2 separate regions of the Homo sapiens genome follow, and region 2 is linked to region 1. A link is a loop called in an ENCODE intact Hi-C map of the cell type or tissue named here. Cell type or tissue: GM12878. All regions are shown on one strand. Links, peaks and the distances in the headings refer to the core of each region. The heading gives the core; the rest is flanking DNA. Region 1 overlaps SEPTIN7 (septin 7). Region 2 has its middle 160 kb from the start of HERPUD2.

What was found. Peaks named below come from ENCODE experiments on the same cell type or tissue, not always from the same donor. Only the 100,000 strongest peaks of a DNase experiment are listed, where the experiment ranks them.
Region 2: a loop joins it to region 1, with 5 times the contacts of the local background. A loop is called at or near these places in 16 of 110 quality-filtered maps.

The regions. Positions count from the first base shown.
Region 1 is chr7:35,902,264-35,910,601 of GRCh38, forward strand. SEPTIN7 (septin 7) reads left to right here. Exons shown (of 14, transcript NM_001788.6): 13 at 813-952; 14 at 1,991-4,847. The coding sequence ends at 2,030. Among named protein-coding and RNA genes, the nearest start is that of SEPTIN7, 110 kb to the left of the region's middle. In GM12878, for the core only: a CTCF peak has its summit at 4,376 (motif pointing left); a DNase peak (open chromatin) is centred at 4,318.
Region 2 is chr7:35,534,059-35,542,396 of GRCh38, forward strand. No RefSeq gene overlaps it. Among named protein-coding and RNA genes, the nearest start is that of HERPUD2, 160 kb to the right of the region's middle. RefSeq lists a silencer at 3,485-3,554. In GM12878, for the core only: a CTCF peak has its summit at 3,553 (motif pointing left); no DNase peak of the experiment used is centred there.

The DNA of each region.
Region 1 (8,338 bases), core at 220-8,219:
TATCTAATGATCTCTTGGACTTAAAGCACTTTGTTTCTGCAGTTACTTCGCATGAGTGTTTACTGCCTCTCAGTCAGCATTCTTTACAGTATTAATACACAGAGAAGGAAGGACCAGCTGCATTAGAATCACTGTAACTTGTTGAAAATCCACATTTCCAGACTTAACACCCAGATATTCTAATTCAGTACGTCTGAGTGAGGTCCAGGATTCTATATTTTTAACAAACATCCCAGGTGATTTGCATGAAGACCAATGTCTGAGAACCACTGCTTACAGGAATCAGAGTACTTTGCTGGCATCTTTGAGCTCTTAGGGTCCTAAACTACCTGCTTTCTTTTCACTTGTCTTAGCTTTCTAAACTTGGAATTAGGAGGCTTATTCAAGTCCTGGTTCTTCCACTTTCTGGCTAGCAATCTTGGGCAAGTCACTTAAATTCTGCAACTGTTTCCTCATCTGTACAATGAGAACAGTGATGTGTTCACTGCCCAGCCTCCAACATATTTGTGATTAAAGAAAAACGAGATAAGATAGTAATTTTCCATTATAAAGTACTCCACACTGTTAAGTTTGTTGCTTTTTTTTTTTTTCCTGTTTCCCAAGATTATTGTCTTGGGTCACTGGCCTTTTGGGTGGCAGGTCCTAAAGGAGGAGGAGTCCTTGACCAGAGTACTTCCAGGTAGTACTCTGAATTTACAACAGGGCTATTCAAATAGTGCTCATACTCCTTATCATTAGGGTGTCTGGATGAAACATACCTCTGCTTCTGATTTCTTAAATAGTTTTGTTTTATATATTGTGCTATGATTTAGCTCCAGCGGCGCCATGAGCAAATGAAAAAGAATTTGGAAGCACAGCACAAAGAATTGGAGGAAAAACGTCGTCAGTTCGAGGATGAGAAAGCAAACTGGGAAGCTCAACAACGTATTTTAGAACAACAGAACTCTTCAAGGTAACTAATAGCAGATTACTAAGAAATGTGTGTATTAATGTTTTAAAGAATTGTTTTCCTACTTATTTAAAAAACATTAGAATAACACTTAAAAAGTCATCACCCATTATCATGCATTCCAAACACAATGGTTTTCATAGATAAATATTTTTATATGGATGGATACAGTCTGTGTCCATTAGCAGTATTTTTTCAGTACATCTTTCATGACTTAATATTCATAATTATGATTTAGCAACTTCATAACATTCTCCCCAGTTAACTTACCTTCATTGGATTTCTTACCTCCTCCCCCCAGTTGTTGGACATAAGGGTTGTTTTCAATTTTTGGCACACAAAGGGAACATTCTTCAAAATCTATTACATATTTAGGGGTATGTTTTAACTGTTGAATTATGTTTTTACGATAAAATTCTTAAGACAAAATGTTAGATATTTGATTTCCAATACAACTAATCAATTACTTTCTCTTAATTTATACAAAATTCAATAATATTTGTACCTTGGTTTTCTTTTCCTTAATAGTTTCACTTAAAACTGAAAAGTGGCATTCCTATAAGGATTATATAGTTTATCCTCATTACTAAACATTTTCAGATTTGACATTTGTTCTACTACACTACCCTACTGTTAACATTTTCCCCAAAGAAGAGGAAAATAGATTTGTGAAAGCAATTGCACTTCAAAATGCAAATGACAGTGGGGGAAAAAGAATACCCTGTTTGCTGCCAGTTGATACTTTTTAGTTTGTGCTGTTTCATTTGGGAAGAATTGTTCTTGTATATTAAAATGGAGTTTTGCCTTATTTTTTTACTGCTTATCCTGGAGTTTTGTCAAATATTTGATTGTCTAAGAAAATGCTATTATAGATTAACATTGTCTTAGCTGTTTACTTCTAAATCTTTTAATTTTTTTCAGTGAAAAAGTAGTATCTGAAAATCCCAACATTGTTGTAATTGGGTTAGCTGTTGTTATCATGTTGTCTATCATGTTTATAAAATGGTTACTCATCTTGCTTATTTTCCTTTTATCCTTTAGAACCTTGGAAAAGAACAAGAAGAAAGGGAAGATCTTTTAAACTCTCTATTGACCACCAGTTAACGTATTAGTTGCCAATATGCCAGCTTGGACATCAGTGTTTGTTGGATCCGTTTGACCAATTTGCACCAGTTTTATCCATAATGATGGATTTAACAGCATGACAAAAATTATTTTTTTTTTTGTTCTTGATGGAGATTAAGATGCCTTGAATTGTCTAGGGTGTTCTGTACTTAGAAAGTAAGAGCTCTAAGTACCTTTCCTACATTTTCTTTTTTTATTAAACAGATATCTTCAGTTTAATGCAAGAGAACATTTTACTGTTGTACAATCATGTTCTGGTGGTTTGATTGTTTACAGGATATTCCAAAATAAAAGGACTCTGGAAGATTTTCATTGAGGATAAATTGCCATAATATGATGCAAACTGTGCTTCTCTATGATAATTACAATACAAAGGTTCCATTCAGTGCAGCATATACAATAATGTAATTTAGTCTAACACAGTTGACCCTATTTTTTGACACTTCCATTGTTTAAAAATACACATGGAAAAAAAAAAAACCCTATATGCTTACTGTGCACCTAGAGCTTTTTTATAACAACGTCTTTTTGTTTGTTTGTTTTGGATTCTTTAAATATATATTATTCTCATTTAGTGCCCTCTTTAGCCAGAATCTCATTACTGCTTCATTTTTGTAATAACATTTAATTTAGATATTTTCCATATATTGGCACTGCTAAAATAGAATATAGCATCTTTCATATGGTAGGAACCAACAAGGAAACTTTCCTTTAACTCCCTTTTTACACTTTATGGTAAGTAGCAGGGGGGGAAATGCATTTATAGATCATTTCTAGGCAAAATTGTGAAGCTAATGACCAACCTGTTTCTACCTATATGCAGTCTCTTTATTTTACTAGAAATGGGAATCATGGCCTCTTGAAGAGAAAAAAGTCACCATTCTGCATTTAGCTGTATTCATATATTGCATTTCTGTATTTTTTGTTTGTATTGTAAAAAATTCACATAATAAACGATGTTGTGATGTAATATTGTGTGAGGTCTTAAATATCCTACAGTCGATGTACAAGAGTAGAGTATGTTTGGGAAGAAACTTTTCAGCTTAAGTTTGCCTCCTCTACAATGACATCTTTTATATGCTTGTCTCATTTAGAATGCATATGTGCTGATTTTCTAATTTAAGAGATACCATATCTCTCTATTCATTTCTATCTCTCATTTGTATGCTTATTTTTCTGAGAACATTTTTTTTTTCCCCCAGACAGGGTCTTGCTTCATTGCCCAGGCTGGAGTGCGGTGGCACAAACACGACTTGACTGCAGCCTCAACCCTCTGGGCTCAAGCAGTCCTCCTGCCTCAGCCCCCTGAGTATCTGGGATTGCAGGCGTGCACCACCACGCCTGGCTAATTTTTGTATTTTTTGCAGCCTCCCAAAGTTCTGGGATTACAGGCATGAGCCGTCATGCCTGGCCTCTGAGAACAGTTTCTGACTCATTCAGATTAGGTATACTCTCAAGTCCCTGGAAACTGAAATTTTTTTTAACTGTAAAGAGGGTAGTGTCATTTCTTTTCTTAAGGTCAAGTGACATAGATTTTAATGTAATGCATAATTTAGGTAAGAAATTAATTAATGTAGCCTAGTTTATTATCTTGAAATGTTTTACCCTATTTACTTTTTAAAATTAATGACCTAAGCGGAGGGAATAATTATAAGTCAATAGCAGAGAGATTGTTGTTTGGGTGTTTATTTTTTTCAGTTTTTGTTTTGAGAGATTGGGTTAACACCTCTAGCCAAAATTGTTTGGTTTTAGGGAGGCTAACAATAACCTACTGAATTTGGAAAATGCAAAGGTAAAAAATGTATATAGACTGCCTGCTGAACTGGTTAAGTACTACTGCTTCTGGGAAATACTATTTCAAAATTCTATGTATTATAATAATAAATTTGTAAGACATTCATTATTCTACCATCCTAATGAAAACTTTCAGAAGTCTTTCTTTATCCATGGCATGCCCAGGGTTTTACCTGAATCTGATACAGGATCTATATAACTTTACTAGGACTTTTGATTGTTGACTCCAGGCTTAGGTATATCAGAAGGTTCTTTTTGCCATTTGGCCTGTGGATGTCTGAGAAGATCATTCACAATACATGTAAAATTCAGGTAGGCCTAAGGAAAGGCCAGCCTGTAGAAAGCAAAATGGCAGTGTCTGTTCTCCACTGTTGGAGGCATTATGTAATTTAAGTATCCTGTTAGCCACTGTCTTTCTGCTAATTAAGTGGGGCTGAACAAGTAAGCACTAATAATACCAGTGAACCACTTGGGCACCTTGTGGGTAGAGTTTTGCTGCCACCTAGTGGAATGGGATATCATTGCTTCCATATCAGGTTCACAAGCAAGTTAAGTGGGCACAGTTTATTTCTGTGTAGCTCAGGCTGTAATCTTGAAAGCTGAGGAGATACCCATGCCTCTCAGACTCATTAGCTGGGTGTCACATTACCACCTGCACATTCTGACCCACCGCATCTTAATATGTTTTGTCCTCTTGGAGAAACTAGGAGTAGAAGTCAGGATATGGTAGGTAAGGGGGAAAAAGGAAAGACGGCTTGATAGCTATGAATGCATGAGGAGCGAAATGTTGACTCAGTTATCTAGATCATGGTCTCCAAACCTGATGCTATTTCCTTACAAAAATATTTGTTGAGCATGTGTCCATAATTATATGTATTGAACAATGAAAATATGTGTCAACAAATGTACTGCTACACTAATGTGAACATTATGGAACAAAATTTGAAAGAGTGAAATAAAAGGTTTACACTTTCCCCAAGCTCCAATGAATTATTACTTTGCACGTTGGAGGCCATCGATCTAGGCAGTATGTGGATAGTTAATAGTTATTGTTGAATCACCAAGGAAGGTCCTAGTGAAGACTGCTGTGGTGTCCTACTTGATCTGAAAGGAAAATTTGCCACACCAGTAAATCGAAGTCCTTTCTAATAATAAGCTTGCAAATGTAAGCCCTTGTACTTCATCCAGAATTTTACCTGCCCCTTTTGTAATAAAAACTTCCCATAACTGTCCTGTTCCAGATGGTAACCTAAGTAGTTACATGTGTTATTTAATCCTTAATGATAACAATTGGGTAAGTTATCTCTTAAGGTAACTTATTAATACATTATCTAATAAATGAATAAGTTAAACATCTTAAACCCTGTTTCCTCATCTGCAAAAGGATGAGGAAACTGAGGGTTTAAGATGTTTAGTAGCTTATTCAATAGGTGGTAACTGGCAGAACAAGAGTTTGAACTGGTCTTAGTTACACCAGGGCCTGTGCTTAAATATTACGCCTTGCAAGTACCTGGTCTGCTACACTGCCACATTTCTGAAGCATGATCTTCTACAGAGTTGTTAGCACAGAGCAGATGCTCCCTGATTAAGAGGGGCAGCTGGCCACCAGGCAGCCTGGAGAAGCAGAAAGCACCAGACATGCTAATTGTCTCAGTTTAGACCCCAACTCTGTGAATTGGGCATGTAACTTCTATGAATGTTTTCTCAGCTATAAAACAGACCCCATGCCTTCCTTGCTGGTTTGGAGTGAGGATTACATTGTGACTGCACACGTTAAGGTGTCCAGACCTCGAGAATGTGACAATCTGCTGGGGTCATGACAGACCAAAAAGTATTTCTTCTCAGTTTTAGTGACGGTTTATTTTTAGGAAATGTGCATGGTGCCATGGTAAGTCTCTGGATCTGCTTCTTTGTGCACAGAGATAGTCTTTTGGAGTTACTTCCATGGAAATAAGGTAATTTTGGTCAAAAGAGGAAAGGTGTTAGTAATTGGAGTTATAAAATACACCATTCTTTGTAAGTAATGCCGAGATGGTTTATCAGAGTCTCTCATCTTTAATGAAAACTTTTGCTGCTTTTCAAGCAAACTTGGTTCCCATAATTTGGGATTCATCCACAGAATGTTCAAAGTTTAGTGTCAGCCATTTTCAGCAGAAAATAGAGGCTGACAATTTCCTGTGTTCTTTAGAAGACTTTGAAAGCTTCATGGGAAGAATGAAGACTATTCTTGGCCTGAACATTTGCCCCATGGGGTGCTGGACCCAGCCAAACAGCCTTGTATTGGCAAAGGAGGGTCAAGTGAAAGGAGACCTTGTTCTGCGCCAGGCTCTCAAAAAGGGTAGCCTGAAACCCTATTGGCCACACGGAACCTCTTTTAGATGCTGTTTGTGGACCTGCCGAAATCGAATGCCACTCAGGCTTTCTGAAACCCTATGGGGGTGGGAAGAGGCAGTAGCTGACACCTCTGAGAGCAGAGGTTTGTGAAGATGTGGCATAGATGAGGAGGCTAGCAGAGGGGGGGTAGTCAGACACTACCAACAAACTTCCTTTTTGTTCTCTTTGTTCTCTCTTCGAGGTGGGCCACCCCGCTTAGCTCCCTTTTGTCCAAGTGTGTTGCAAGGGAGCAGCATTTCACCGGGAGATTTGCACGTAAGTAGAGCACAGATTCCCCTGGGTGAGGGGCTGGCTCTCACCCAAGTGTGGGGATACCAAACTAACTTGTTCTGGCAAAGGCATACAACTTTTTTACCCCTCATTTAATTCTGTTGTCTTTGAATTTTTAATGATCTCTTTCATATTTAAATATATGCTGTACTCTAGCGTAGCACAGAAAAGTTCCCTGTGTCTTGGATAAGCCAGTAGTTTTAAGCAACTTGGCAAATGGTGAGTGAAGTAATGAGCACTCTGGCATGGCCCCTGGTGTTAATGTGAGCTGTTTTCCCTGCATTTCAGAAGTCGGAATATATCGGTGGGACATAATAGGAGCTGTCCAATTTTTTTTTCCTTAGGGATAACTCTCAATGTGATTATACAAATCTCTGGCTTACCCTGATAAAGTTAAAAAACAAAACTAAATGTTGTATTCAATATTTTGGGAACACAGTTCTCTCACCCAGACACAAATGAAATCTTCCTTAGACCTTTTTATTGCTGGGCAGAGGTGCCAGGAACTCAAATTGGCATTTTCTCAAATCTCCACCTCATTAGTGCCTATTTAGACCCCATCCCTAAGAGTCAGGTGCTTTGGAAGATGGAATGGAGGCCGCTGATAAAAATCCACTTTCTGTAGTCTCCATTCAGGTATGATTGGCCTGATTATAGCTCATGTCCTGAAAAGGAGATAGGTTTTTTTCTCCAACTTGTAAGAACTGATGAACTCATCCCACCAAATGCGAATGTTTTAGACAGTATTCAAACTGGGAAAAATACCTGCCTATCAAGGGAGAGAGAACTCACTTTGAAGTCTAAGGGAAGGAAACAAAATTGAAAAGTGCTGCAACAAGTGTTTGTGGAGTACTTGCTGTGTGCCAAATACAGAGCATTCACATAGATTGTGAACTAGAGCTCCTGAGAAGGTTATGACATGGGCATTTCCACCTCTTTATAAAAACAAGCAAGCTAAAATATCACGGTGTGATTCCATAACATTTGTATTTGTTATCCATTGTTCCACAATAAATGCCCCTCAATCCTGGCAACAAAATTTAAACCACAACAATCTGTAATAGTAACATTCATTATCTTAGTTTCTGCAGGTTAGGAATTAAGCGGTTTAGCTGGGTGGTCTGGCAGGGTGCCTTGCAGTAAAGATGTTGGCTGAGGCTACAGTCAACTGTGGGCTTCAATGGGGCTGGGGGATCTGCTTCCATGATGGCTCACTGACATCACTGGCAAGTTGACGTTAAGAGGCCTCAGCCCCTTGCCACATGGACCTCTCCACAGGGCTGCTTGAGTGGCCTTGTGACATGGTGGCTGGCTTTCTCCTAGAGCAAGTAATCCAAGAGAGAGCAAGGCATAAGCCACATGGCTTTTATGACCCAGCTCTGAGAGTCACACACATGATTTCCCAATATGCTATTGCTAATGCAGCTTAGTCCTGTTCAATGCATGAAGGAGCTGTACAAGAGCGGGCGTACTAAATAAAGGTGGCACAAATACAGCAAGCTTTTATAAATAGTCTTATTTGGCAAACCCATTTAGCTGACTTTCTGGGTATTCTTGATAATCATTTTCCTAAAATGAAACTATTTCAGTTTTTGAAATTAGCTAATTGGATTCTCCCTAAAATAACTAAATTTAAACCAATTGAAGGTGCTGATAATGTTTTTACAGATGGGTCTAGTAATGGTAAAGCTTCTTATTCTGGTTCAAAAACTAAAGTTTTCCAGATGCCCTATACTTCAGCTCAAAAAACAGAGCTGGTAGCTGTAATTGAGGTATTGACTGCTTTTAATATGCCTATTAATGTGA
Region 2 (8,338 bases), core at 226-8,225, 370 kb before region 1:
GAGATTTCACAAGATCTGGTTTTTTGAAAGTGTGAGGCACTTCCCCCTTTGTTCTGTCTTTCTCCTGCCACCACGTGAAGATGCGCTTGCTTTACTTTCATCCTCTGCCATGACTCTTACAGTCACTGAGGCCTCCCAGTCATGCTCCCTGTTAAGCCTGTGGAACTGTGAGTCAATTAAACTTCTTTACTGGCCGGGTGCAGTGGCTCACGCCTGTAATCTCAGCACTTTGGGAGGACGAGGCAGGCAGATCACCTGAGGTCAGGAATTCAAGACTGGCCTGGCCAACATGGTGAAACCCCGTCTCTACTAAAAATACAAAAAAAAAATTAGCTAAGCATGGTGATGGGCACCTGTAATCTCAGCTACTCGGGAAGCTGAGGCAGGAAAATCTCTTGAACCCAGGAGGCGGAGGTTGCAGTGAGCCGAGATCTTGCATTGCACTCCAGCGTAGGCAAGAAGAGTGAAACTCCGTCCCAGAAAAAAAAAAAAAAAAAAAAAACTTTTCTTCATAAATTACCCAGTCTCAGGTAATTCTTTGTAGCAGTGTGAGAACAGACTAATACACCATGTGTGCCCAATGTTTAGCTTATGAGTGAGAACATGCGGTATTTGGTTTTCTGTTTCTGCATTAGTTCACTTAGGATAATAGCCTCTAGCTGCATCCATGTTGCTGCAAAGGACATGATTTTGTTCTTGTTTGTAGCTGTATAGCATCCTATAGTGGACAATGTATACATATTTTGAAATATCAAGTGGTATACCATAAATATACACAATTTTTATTTTTAATGAAAAATAACTACTTTCTAAAAGGCCTAAAGTGCTACACTACAAAAAGGTGTGAGTGTGCTCCAACAGATCAGATCCATTGAGTATAATAGATACACTAGGTGAGGCAACTCTGAGTGGTGAGAAAGGGTGAAGAGCCCTTCCCAGGGGATGTGGAAAGCAAGGGGACCTGTGGCATTAAATACATGGTATTTGCAAGCAGAGATGGGGCTCCAAGGTGGGTCTCACCATTGGCTATTCATTAAAACCCTCCAGGGTAGGTTAAAAATTATGGCCCCACTCCAGTGATCATGATTTAACAGATCTCAGGTGCCCGGGCATAGAAAGTTTTGTTTTGCTTGTTTTTTGTTTGTTTGTTTTGAGATGGAGTTTCACTCTTGTCACCCAGGCTGGAGTGCAGTGGCACCATCTCGGCTCACTGCAAGCTCCGCCTCCCAGGTTCAAGCGATTCTCCTGCCTCAGCCTCCTGAGTAGCTGGGATTACAGGCGCACGCCACCACGACTGGCTAATTTTTTTGTGTGTTTAGTAGAGATGGGGTTTTGCAATGTTGGGCAGGCTGGTCTCGAACTCCTGACCTCAGGTGATCCACCTCCCTCGGCCTCCCAAAGTGCTGGGAATACAGGTGTCAGCCACCATGGCCAGTCAAAAATTTTTAGAAAACCTTTCTGGATAATTCTAATGCACACCCAGAGTTGACAACAGGTGTCCTGCACTGATTCTCACCTGTGTGTTCCGAGCTGGCAAGCTGAGATGCAGGTGTCCTTCGTGATGGGCTGTCTCCTTACTCTGCCTGCAAGGACTGAAGCTCAGCAGGGGTGAGAGTGATTTTCTTTACCCCACAGGGAGATTGGGCTGTGCGGCGCCACCCCCAGTCATGCCATCACGCAGCATGGGGCAGCCTTTCCTTTCATCATGCATTCTTGCAGCTGGCAAGGAATTTGGGACCCATAAGGCAGCAGTCAGCCCAAACCAAGGCCCGCAAGGGCCCTGTGACCTCCCTGCAGTCACTTTGCCAGGAAACAAACACACCAGGAGTGAGGTGAAGGCCCAGTACCTCCCAGACCAAGGCTCCCTCTAGGAAACCTGTGAGAACATACTTTTGACCATCAGGTGCAGATGTCCCCAGGCCCTCTCCAGGGGAAGAAAGGATTCTGTGGCCTCCATCCGTCTCACTAGAGCAGCGCTGAAGGGAGAAGGGGAAGGGAGCCGGGAGCTGCTTGATTAGCTCCTATACACCATGCACCTGGTCGGAAGCCATCCCAAGTACCATCTCTTCTAATCCTCACAGCATATGGGGACACCATGGTCTTGAGTGGTGGGTCTGGTTGTACCCATCTCCCCTGCTGGGCCCCCAGGGGGCCTCTCCAATGTAAGGGTAAAGAGTCCAGGCAAGAAGCTGGGTTTCCATTTCTGTTTGGAGACACCACTGGGTGGGCCAAGTTCTGAGGCCCACCAAGGACTGACAGCACCAGCCAGGGGCTCCCCTCCAACCTCCACCCCAAGACACACAGGAGCTTGATTCTATTTCACCAACCAAGGGCTCCTCCTACCCAAATCCACGTTCTAGTTACAGATAGCAGAGTCCACTAGAGGGTCATGAATCACTCCTATTATTTGCAGTTCTGAAACCAATCAGTCTAAAAGGTCAGCCATCCCTCGCATTGAGCACACTCTCATAGTTAGGCCACAGCAACCTGGGGACTCTGGCCCTGGCCCTTTGACCTGCCGCAGTGACTGCCTGTGTGCCAGTGGGAGATGGGACACAGAACAACCTTCTAGACAACAGGGCGCTGCTCCCAGTGGCTGCACGGCCCAAACCCATGACTGAAATCAGAAGAGAAGCCAAGTCCAGGACAAGAAATCCTCCCTATTGCCAAGCCAAACACGACGTCGTGGCAGCTAAGGCCTCGGCAGCACCTTCCCAAACTGTGGAGAAGGAAGCAGAGCCGCTCTCTCCCGTGAGATGTCAGACTCTCCCAGGCCACCAAAGGAAAGTCTAGTGGGTGGCACCTTCCCTGCACACCCCGGAGTAAGGGTGGGAACTGCTCATATCCTGGCATGAGTGAATGAGTGAGTGAATGAATGATACTCATTGATCTCTGCTCTGAACTAGGCACTGGGAAGGGGCCTTTTACAGGCTGCCTCAGTAAATCCTCACCGCAAAGTAGATGTAGTCTGGCCCCAAACAAGGCCCAAGGAGGCTGGCTAACCTGCCCATGTCACTCCGATAAGGGGCACATGACAGCCGGGGACCTGCAGGATATGTTAAGGGCCCTAGGCCAAGTGAACCCCCAGAAGGCCAAGGTCATTTCCTCCCAGCCACCGCCTTCTGAACTGGAGGACTGAGACACACCTGGAAAACAAAGCCCACAGACACACCCAAACCCCGAAGGAGAAAGAAGTGCGGACTGGGGACCTGCTTTCAGGACCGCCCAGGCTGACTCTGGGCCCGCGGCAGGGCGGGGCGGGGGGCGGGGGGGCGGAGTTGGGGGATAGGACTCGAGCACCCCCCGGGGCAGAGCATTGCCGGGTGAGCCGCATCCCTGCCTGGAACATATGAGAGGTGCGGGGTGTAGGGGAAGTGGGAGCACGCGGGGGGTCTGGGGAGGGGACAGACCGAAGGCAGAGACCACCGCGACAGACACCTATCGAACTTCACGCTAAGGACTGCTCGTTTTACTGATCCGGACTCAGCCCTTAGCGCTGGGCGGTACCACGCGCCGCCAGTGCGGATCATCTGGGCACTGGCGCCACCTAGTGCTGGCAGCGCGGCAATGGCCCTTTTACCGACTCGCGCGTCTATAGTGCGGCCTCACACAACCTCTGCGGAGTCCATGAGCCCTGGAGAGCACAAGTGGTTTGTTTAAGGATAGGGCAGAAATGGGCCAGGAGCTCAGCCTCCTAATCACCAGTCCTGGGGCCCCTACGGAGCACCTTGGTTCTCAACTGTGTGTGGGCTGCAACACAAGGGACAGGACCTTCCCAGACCAGAGCCACAGTTGCAGGCAGATGGTCTGCTCCCTCCCTCGGCCACCAGCTGTGCCCTCCTTTCATCTTATGAAAAATGTATCCCTAGGTTACAATTGAAAAGAAAATAAAACTTCCAGCAGTATCAGAAATCACAAGCCCTAACTGCAGTTGACACAACTAAATAAGGTTTCAGCAGTAAGATTGCTCCCTGAGGCCTCCGCAAGTCTAAAAATCTGCAAATCATGCACATCCCTGAACTTCTCATTTCACCCTCTTTACCCCTTATTCTGGAACGATGAAGGGGAAACACATGTGCATGGGTGCAATTATCATACAGCAATCTTTGCCTATGTGCTAATTTATAAGACAAGTGAATTGTCCACAAACCGTTGGTCCTTTAGCAATTACTAATGACCAATTGCCAATGGGCCAACACGTTGCCGAGCTGTTGTTCCGGAAGGTGGAAGCTCCCTGCTCTATGCCATGCGGCCCTCTCCTACAATGAGAACCATCAGGCAACCATCCACCCAAGCCTAGGCTCTCAGAACTTGCCTTAGAAGTCACTGCTTGACAGCCATCCTTTCCATAGGAAGGTGAACTGCGATTCCAACCAGTCAGCACATACTCCCTCCGTGGGAACAGACAGCTTGAATCCAGGCAGAGGAACAAGCTTTTGCTGTGCTGTGGTTCTCTGTTGAGGCTAGAGAGACTGGAATGCTCTTTCCCTAGATTTGCCCTCAATCTTCAAGGCCAGCGCCTCCAAGACATCTTCCCTGGCTCGCCCCTGCACAGCATGGTGGCCCCCCCAACCTCTCCTTCCTCCCACAGCACCCTGTAGTAAAATTCAAACAAAGCTTTCTGCTGAAACCTTCGCATGGCTTTCATTGCTCTGACAGAAACCAAAGCCACCCCCGCGGCCCTTCCTGGTCTGGTCTTGCCTCCCAGCCCCTCCCTCACTCCACGGCCTCTTTTCTTCTGCTCTCCAGCCCACCCACCTCCGCTCGGACCCTCGGTTTCACCTCCAAAGAGTCTAGTACACTCTGAGCCCTCAGCCTGAAATGCTCTTCCCTCCTCTGTCCGCCTGGTCACATCTCCTTGGGGAAGCCCTCCCCGACCTCCTTAAAGGGCCAGATCACCCTGTTGGAGGTTCTTTGGGCACCTTCATGGCACATGTTCATGTTCTTACTTGGCCAACATAAGCCCTGCCAGGGTTGAACATTCCAGGTTGGGTTTTGTTCATCTTCTACCCCACAGTTGCTGTGGCATTCCACAAGAATAATAGCCATGTTTATGGGGTACCTGCTCTGAGTTGAACCTTGTGGAAGTGCTTTAACCATGTCCTCTCCCTCATCTCAGAGCAACTGTAAAAGGGAGATCACCCACATTTCACAAAGGAAGACAAAGGGGATGAGTCACAGCTCACAGCTGTGAAGAAGCGGGGCTGGGATTTGAACCCAGGGGTTTCTGATGGCAAAGCCTGTACTCCTAGCTACTACTCTATATACCCTGCCTGTCCATTATAGCACCTGCCTCACCAGTACACTGTACTTACAACACCTCCCTCCAGGGAGCTCCCACCAGACAGAGCCCCTCACACCCTCTGTCCCATCCCCTACACTCTGCACATCACTCAGTGGCTGACACGGTAGAGATTCAGTATATGTCTGTTTGTTGAAACCAGGCCCGATAATATGAAAGCAAGGTTCTTTCTACACAGATGAATAGACTGAATGGCCAAAAACATCATTTGCCAAAGGTATTCTGGGAACAGCACTGTCTTGGGATGTTAATAAATGTGCGTCAAACGTGGGCTTCTATCAGCAGATAAAGGTGAGGAGGTAATCACAGTGAACAGACATCCACAGAGGCCCTGATGGTGGGGATTCTCGTCTTTCAAAGCTAATGTGTATTCAGAGCCCTGTGAGGGGGTTGGGGCAGGTGCCTTTTCCTCAAACAACCGTGATGCCAGAACCTTCTTTTCAGGGGGTCCAGTACCAGACTAGAGTCCCACAGAAACTCTAACCCACGGCACCACTTTTCCCCTCACTTTGTGAAGTGTGGGTGGCTCTGACATCTTCAGGATGGCACTGGTCCTGTGCGTGGCGATGGTAAATCTAATAAATAATTGAATATTCAATAACACTCAACTACAGGGGCTCTATCAAGTTCCAGCTTTTAAGTCTGGTTTATTCAGCCAGAAACAGCATGGCAGCTGCTTCTGCTGCCACCCTTCGTGGCATGGCTTTCCACTTTCTTGGTCTGTGGATCCACATTAGTGACGCAGAAATCCCCATGGGCCTCTTTTCCCAATGATTATGGCCGTAAACGCCTCACTGGAAAGTAAGAACAGGGAGGCTGCTTAAATGAACCACAAGGGAGGAGATACCAAGATGATATCTAGCTTTTTGGTTTTTTTGTTTTTTGTTTCTTTGTTTTTTATCCAAGACGGAGTCTTGCTCTGTCGCCCAGGCTTCCCTCTGAGGGAAGAATCCAAGACAGGACAACATCCATTCTTTCACTCAATATACATTTAGTGAACAAATGACAATTTTTATATTGTTAGTGTTTGCATCCTAGCTTTCTCTCTTTCAGCAGACATTTTTAAGTATTCTGTGTGCAAGATCTGGTGTGTTCATTGTTTTTCATGTCCTTGGTTTTAAGAGTTTAAGAGAATTCAATACAATTTGGGGAATATAAAGAACATCAGCTGGCACAGTGACTCACGCCTGTAATCCCAGCACTTTGGGAGGCCACAGCAGGAGAATCACTTGAGCCCAGGAGTTCAAGAGTAGCCTGGGCAACATAGTGAAACCCCAGGTCTACAAAAAAAAAATACAAAAATTAGCCAGGCATGGCGGCGCATGTCTGTAGTCCCCTCTACTACTTGGGGGGCTGAGGCGGGAGAATCGCTTGAGCCCAGAAGGTGGAGGCTGCAGTGAGCCAAAGTTGCACCACTGCACTCCAGCCTGGGCTACAGAGCAAGACCCCGTCAAAAAAAGAAAAAGAAAAAAGAACGTCAATGATATATCGGGGAATGAAAAGCCAACCAATCAATTGTATTCTCAAAGAGAGTTTGTGAATAAATTGTTTGGACCTCAGGACGTATTTCCTGGAGGAAATCTCAGACCGATCATGATTATAGTAAAATATAATGATAATAACAGATAGTAGAAATAATAATTCAGTGTTTACTATTTGCCTTGAAGTTCATTTTCTCATTCAATCCCTGAAATACTGTTATGAGTTAGCTCCGATGGTCATCTCCATTTTCCAGAGGAAGAAACTGAGGCTTGGAGAGATCAGGTAACTAATTTGAGGTCACATAACTGGTAAGTGGTAGGACACGACTCCAAGTCTGGCCTGTCTATCCAGAACCACATCAGCAAAAGCCTATGCAATGCCAGAGCTGTGCTGACATGTGGCAGGAAGTCACACAGTTATATTATAATTACAACATCTATTACAGGGATGTAACAGCATTTAATAAGCAAGCATTTTTTGTATCTCGAACATTAAAATTTTAGGGGGAGGAGTTTTATTTTGAGAATTTGATTTTCTACTAAAGAAATATTTCTTAACACAGAGTTTACACTTTCTGATTCCTGATTCCTACCATCCTATGCAGTGTTCATCTCAATAGATCATGGGGTATCACAGGAACCTTGAAAACAAGCCAAATACAAGTGAATTGGCCAAAGGAGCACAGGTTAGCTCTGCTCGCCACCCTCACAGCCAGGGCCCTGCAAGCAAAATGGGAGGAATGAATATAATGTCTGTCTGCAGGGCCTGAATTAACCAGGGAGCAAAATTAATCACTTAATAAATTCAAATTAATTGATAATCTGATTGATCAATTCAAATTAATCAGAGAAAGAAGAACATCCCAACAGAAAAACAAGAAAGTAAGATGAAAAAGCAATCCACAAAAGAATAAACATAAATAGGCCACGCGTGGTGGCTCATGCCTGTAATACCAGCACTTTGGGAGGCCAATTCAGGCGGATCATGAGGTCAGGAGATCAAGACCATCCTGGCTAACATGGTGAAATGCCGTCTCTACTATAAATACAAAAAAATTAGCCGGGTGTGGTGGTGGGCACCTGTGGTCCCAGCTACTTGGGAGGCTGAGGCAGAAGAATGGCATGAACCTGGGAAGCAGAGCTTGCAGTGAGCCGAGATCATGCCACTGCCCTCCAGCCTGGGCGACAGAGCGAGACTCCGTCTCAAAAAAAAAAAAAAAAAAAAAAAAAAGAATAAACATAAATGGCCCTAAACATATGCAGAATGCTAAAGTTGCCTGAGAATCACCAAGACACCAATTAAAATGAGATTCACTGGACCATTACACTGACAATGTTTAAGTTTGTTTATGTTTTTGTAAGATGGCAGTATTTGTGCAGATTCCTGGGTAAAGAACCTCCCTTTTTCCACTGGTGGTACAACTTTCCCATAGAACAACTTGGAAATATGCATTAAACACCTTTGCAAAGTGCATACCCACTCATTAAGGAAGTTTACTTCAAAGAACTTACTCTAAGGAAATAAACAAGGATATTTCCTAAAATTAGCTATAAG